Regions from separate parts of the Mus musculus genome. Here region 2 is linked to region 1. The links are chromatin loops, found by intact Hi-C in ENCODE. Cell type or tissue: heart. All regions are shown on one strand.

Evidence for each region. Peaks named below come from ENCODE experiments on the same cell type or tissue, not always from the same donor. Only the 100,000 strongest peaks of a DNase experiment are listed, where the experiment ranks them.
Region 2: a loop joins it to region 1, with 3 times the contacts of the local background. A loop is called at or near these places in 1 of 42 quality-filtered maps.

Annotation. Positions count from the first base shown.
Region 1 is chr8:11,633,981-11,636,480 of GRCm38, forward strand. It overlaps Ankrd10 (ankyrin repeat domain 10), which reads right to left and starts at 1,777. Exons shown (of 6, transcript NM_133971.3): 1 at 1,431-1,777. The coding sequence starts at 1,637. It overlaps Mir7238 (microRNA 7238), which reads right to left and starts at 1,756; the gene lies at 1,714-1,756. In heart, a CTCF peak has its summit at 1,119; DNase peaks (open chromatin) are centred at 1,181 and 1,811; H3K4me3 peaks cover 2,500 bases; H3K27ac peaks cover 2,400 bases.
Region 2 is chr8:10,945,255-10,947,754 of GRCm38, forward strand. No RefSeq gene overlaps it. Among named protein-coding and RNA genes, the nearest start is that of 3930402G23Rik, 18 kb to the left of the region's middle. In heart, no CTCF peak of the experiment used is centred here; a DNase peak (open chromatin) is centred at 987; H3K4me3 peaks cover 889 bases; H3K27ac peaks cover 2,284 bases.

The DNA of each region.
Region 1 (2,500 bases):
AGTTCCAGGCCAGCCTGGTCTACAAAGTTAGTTCCAGGACAGCCATGGCTATACAGAGAAACCCTGTCTCGGAAAACCAAACCAAACCAAACCAAACCAAAAAGTAATCGCTGGTGAGATTTCCCAAGGGAAACATACAAGTACAAAGTGGCAGTAAGATGAACAGGTGTCAAGAGAAAAGCAGTTAGTTAACCTTTAACGTGGAGCCAGGATTTGAACCTGTTAGCTATGCCGTGTTCAACCTAGGAAACTGGCTTTGGAATTGTGGAGGGTCCTTTTAAATGGGGCATCTGGTAAAAGCAAGATAGTTAGCCTTCACAATGGCCAGTTTTCCGGGAATAAATAAGCCCCATAAATTACTGGGTAACCTGAGCATCACTGGTAGGTACAACCTAGGGAAACACGCTGGAAACCTACAGGAGGGAGAGCAGTAACACATGGCCCGGCTGGGGTGAAAGGCTCAGCCTTTTCGCCTCTAAGAGCTTTCCGTAATAGTTGGAACGGGTTAACAAGATGGTTCCGTATCTTAAGACCATCCAGGTTTCAGATAGGAAAGCTCAGAACTACAACGTCCTCGCCTCCGCTACAATACTGGTCTCCAAAGTCAAGTCTACAACTCGTTCTCCGTAGACGTGAAAATGCTCCTTTAGCTTTAGATCAAATTCTGGTAAACAGTACAGCGTGAATTTTGCCGCTTTATGGCGCAGAAGCACTTCTGTGTGCAGGTTAACTAAGGCGACCACGAGAAGGTGGATTCCCAGCGACTACCTGCACCCAACTGCATGCCACCTTTCAACACCAGGAGAACGGGGCCAATTAGCGCAGCTTACACAGGACGGTCCCGGTGGAGAGGGGGCCGATAGGCATGGCCGCGACCCCGCCGTCGGCCATAGCAGGTGCAGACTTGACACCCCCGGCTACGAGGGCAGCGCCCATCCCTCCGTGCCTTCAGGGGGCCCTGCACCCGGTTTCCATTAGACAGAAGCGCGAGGCCCCCAGTTTCCTCCTCGCCACGATTCCCGAAGCCCGGCGGCCTCCGCGCAAACGGCCTCAACTGCAGTCTGCCCGCCCCGCTCGGAAGAGCCACAAGTGTGCACATGCGCCCTGGATCCTTCGGGGGAGCCGGCGAGACGGACCCCATTTCCGCCCCGCCTCCCAACACTCCCCGCGCCCCCGGAGGTCCTGGGTCGCGCGCCGCCCGCCGCACATGCGCCTTGAAGCCCTCGAGGCGCCCGCGGCGTCTGAGCAGCTTCCGCGCCCCCCACCCCCCACCGTCCTGGGTCGCAGACCGCGCGGTACCGCACATGCGCCCTGGAACTCTCAGGGGTTGCGCTGCCGCTGCCGACCGCGCTCTCCAGACACCGTGGGGTGCGCTCTGACCCTAACAGCACACCACGCGGAAAATGGCGCCTTAAAGTGCCCGCGCCCACCTTGCCGAAGTGCGCAGCCCAGTGCACGGGCGTCCAGCCGTAGAAGGAGTCCTCAGCGGCCAGGTGAGCGCGCGGCGTGTGTGGCAGCAGCGAACAGAGCGCGACCAGGTCCCCGTCCCGGCAGGCGCGGTGCAGCGGGAAGCGGAGCGACAGCAGCTCCTCGCTGGAGAAGCCTGCCTCCACGGCCGCGCCCGCTCCCGCTGACATGATGGGTCGCTAGGAAGCACGCGACTGATCGGCCAGAGGAATGTGCCGGTGAAGGCCTGCGAAGCTGCCGCCACTCGAACACAAAGGACAGGCGAGCTGCTGCCGCGTCCCATCCGCATCCGAGCGCAGCGAGCACTGAGGGCGGGACCTGAGCCACGGGGCGGAGCCTGCGCCTTGAGAGGGTGGGGCCTAACAGTCCGCTGCCTCCGACCGCTGCTGACGCCCGTGGTGGGGCGAGGCCCGCGCCTGGATAGGGTGGGGCCTCCCGCAGGTGGTGCTGAGGCTGGCGCCTGGGATAGGGCGTGGCCTTGGCTGCAGGGCGGGGCCTTCTCAGGGTCTGCGCAGGAACGCCGCCTTAGGCGTCTGGTGGTGAAGTTAGGGGCTGGGAGGCGATCACCGCTTGAGGAGGCCGCTACTGATGCCAACGCTGAAGGTGTAGGGGTTGAGGGTGGGCCTGCACGTTAGTGTGGTTAGAGGGACGAGACTTGCCGGGCAGTGGTGGCGCACGCCTTTAATCCCAGCACTTGGGCGTCAAAGGCAGGTGGATTTCTGAGTTCAAGGCCAGCCTGGTCTACAGAGTCAGTTCCAGGACAGCCAGGGCTATACAGAGAAACCCTGTCACGAAAAACAAACAAACAAACAAACAAAACAAAACAAAAAAAGGAGGGGGGAGACTTGGCTGCGACTGAAGCCTGAGGAGGCCGCGCCTGAGACCTCGCCTGAAGCCGGAGGCCTACGACCCTGGCTGTAAACCTTGCCTGGGGCAAGGCCAAAGCCCAGGCCGGCCTCTCTGTGATTGGCAGCTGAAAGCCACGCCTTAACTAAAGGAGGAGAGTCTGGGATTTGGAGCGGAGCGGCGCTCT
Region 2 (2,500 bases), 690 kb before region 1:
ATGTGTGCCACAGGAGTGGAATGCAATTCAGGTTCCCAGAGAATGACAGAGAGGTGTGGTGGCCTGCTGTAAGCCCAGCCTGGGGAGGCTGATGCACAGAATAGCCAGAGCAAGCTGGCTCCCAATGGCAGACATATGTGCAGGCTCTGGGTTTGATTGAGAGACTCTGCCTTCAATGAAAAAGATAACAAGATGATCAAGGATGAACTGCAGCATCAATCTCCAGCTTCTACGTGTGCACATGTAATGCAAGCACACACACACACACAAACACACACACACACACACACACATACACATACACACACACACGGGGTGGGGAATGACAAAGAAGGACTGAATTTACTTTCTTGTGGTTTCAGTCTATGGTCCCTAGGCTCTGTCACTCCTAGACTGAACATCATGACAGGAGTGTGGGGCAGGGTAGAGCTGCCCAGCCCATGGTGGCCAGCGAACAGGGAGAGAGGGCCAGAGACAAGAGAGAGACCCATTCCCTCCAAGAAGAACCCACCTCCTTTCCATGGCCTCTCAGCAATGCCACCAAGCTATGAGGCCACCAGTGAGGTCACAGCCCTGAAGATCCAGTCATCTCCCCCAAATCAGCTGGCAGCTGAGCCTGAGGGACATTTCAGTTCCAAACCATAAAGCTTAAGAAGCCAGCACACAAAACGCCCTCAGTAAGCAGGAGTTTCAGAGATTTAGAGATGAAAAAAAAAAAAAAACCTGTTCCCTTTCTGTTTTCATGAATGGGTTCTGCCGACAGCAGCTAAACCACCAATCACAAGGTGGCTGCGGGGAGTTGCTGCTAACTGCATCTGCACAGCACAGGGAGGAAGCTCTCTCTTGGCCTGGGTTCTTGTGAACCTTTACTGAGGCCACGAGGCCGCCCTGAACCAAGAAAGCCAGGAAGTCTCCGTAATGCACTTATCAGCTCCAGGGAAAACCCTCCCTGTCTTGGCAGCTGGCCCAGGCAGGCGTGGGGAGGTGGCCCAGGCCTTCCTGCTGCCTCGCCCACTGCGGAACAGCAGCAGTTGCCATTCAAGGAAGAGGCTGCACAGGAAACAGATGTGTACGCGCGGCAGAGAACCGGCACCAGCCCTGCGCAAAGCAGCCCGGCCCTCCATTCATAAAAACCGAAGCAAAGGCCATCCCAGACAGAGGAACTCGCCAAGCTGATAGTGACTGCGAGCAGCAAGTGAAAGGGCCGGCCCTGGAGGAAACAAATAAAAATCAAACACCCCATTTGAGCCAGAGAGATAGCTGAGGAAATTGCACCCATAAAGAAATTGCAGCTACAGGCAGGGAAGGGGGAGGAGAAGGAACGAGAAAGAAGAAGGGAAAACAGCAAAAGCCAAGGGGAGCGAGCAAAATAAAACTTCTCTGGCACCGGGCAGCCCAGAAGAGTGGCCTCCTCCTCTGTGGCCAACAATAGTAAAAAACCTACGTTTAAAAGCAAAACGAATCAGACAAAGGAATAGGGAAAAAAAAAGTCCTCTGACGCGTAGCAAGAGGGTCAGCAAAGGACAGATCAGATACCACGGTTGATGGGGATGGTTAGAGGATCAAACAGATGAGTAAAGGCAGGCAGGCTGAAGTTCAGCCAGGACTGGAAAGCCAAAAGGGTCGCACCTGTGTGGTCCCTGAGGGTCAGGGAGATTCGCAGAGCGCTCTCTCTCTCTCTCTCTCTCTCTCTCTCTCTCTCTCTCTCTCTCTCTCTCTCTCTCTCTCGATATTTTCAGGCAGGGGTTTCTCTGTGGAGCCCCTATGATATGTAGAACAAGTCTCAAACTCCTGCCTTGGGCCACTGCGCCACAAATAGCAGGGAGTTCGCGCACAGATTAACTCCTTGCCCTGGTTCCAGGCTTCATGAGCATGGGCTGACAAGGAGGGGCCACCCCCTAACACACACACACACACACACACACACACACACACACACACACACACACACACCGCCTTAAAACAATAGCAGCTAAACAACTAAGTAACCTCATTCAGCTGAAGCCAGCTGTGCAGTAGAAGGGGATCTGGAGGGGGAGGGGGTTTATTCTTAAGACATAAACTTAAGAATGTAAAACATCGAGCCTCAGTGCAAAGAGAGATGCTCCGCCCTCTCTTTTTTGTCTTTTGGTTGGTTGGTTGGTTGGTTTTTTTGGGGGGTTTGTTTGTTTGTTTGTTTTTCGAGACAGGGTTTCTCTGCATAGCCCTGGCTGTCCTGGAACTCACTTTGTGGACCAGGCTGGCCTCTAACTCAGAAATCCGACTGTCTCTGCCTCCCAACTCTTTTTGTTTTAAACAAGGATTATCAATTAAATTAATACCAGCACGCAGGAGGCAGGGGCAGGCAGATAAGTTTGAGGACAGCCTGGTCTTCAGCGTGAGTTCCATGACAGCCAAGGCTACATGGGAGAAACCAGGTCTAGAAAAACGAAAATAATAAAGTAAAATAAAATAAGTTACAAAGAAGAAGTTGGGGGATTACATTACCTCTGTGAGAAAG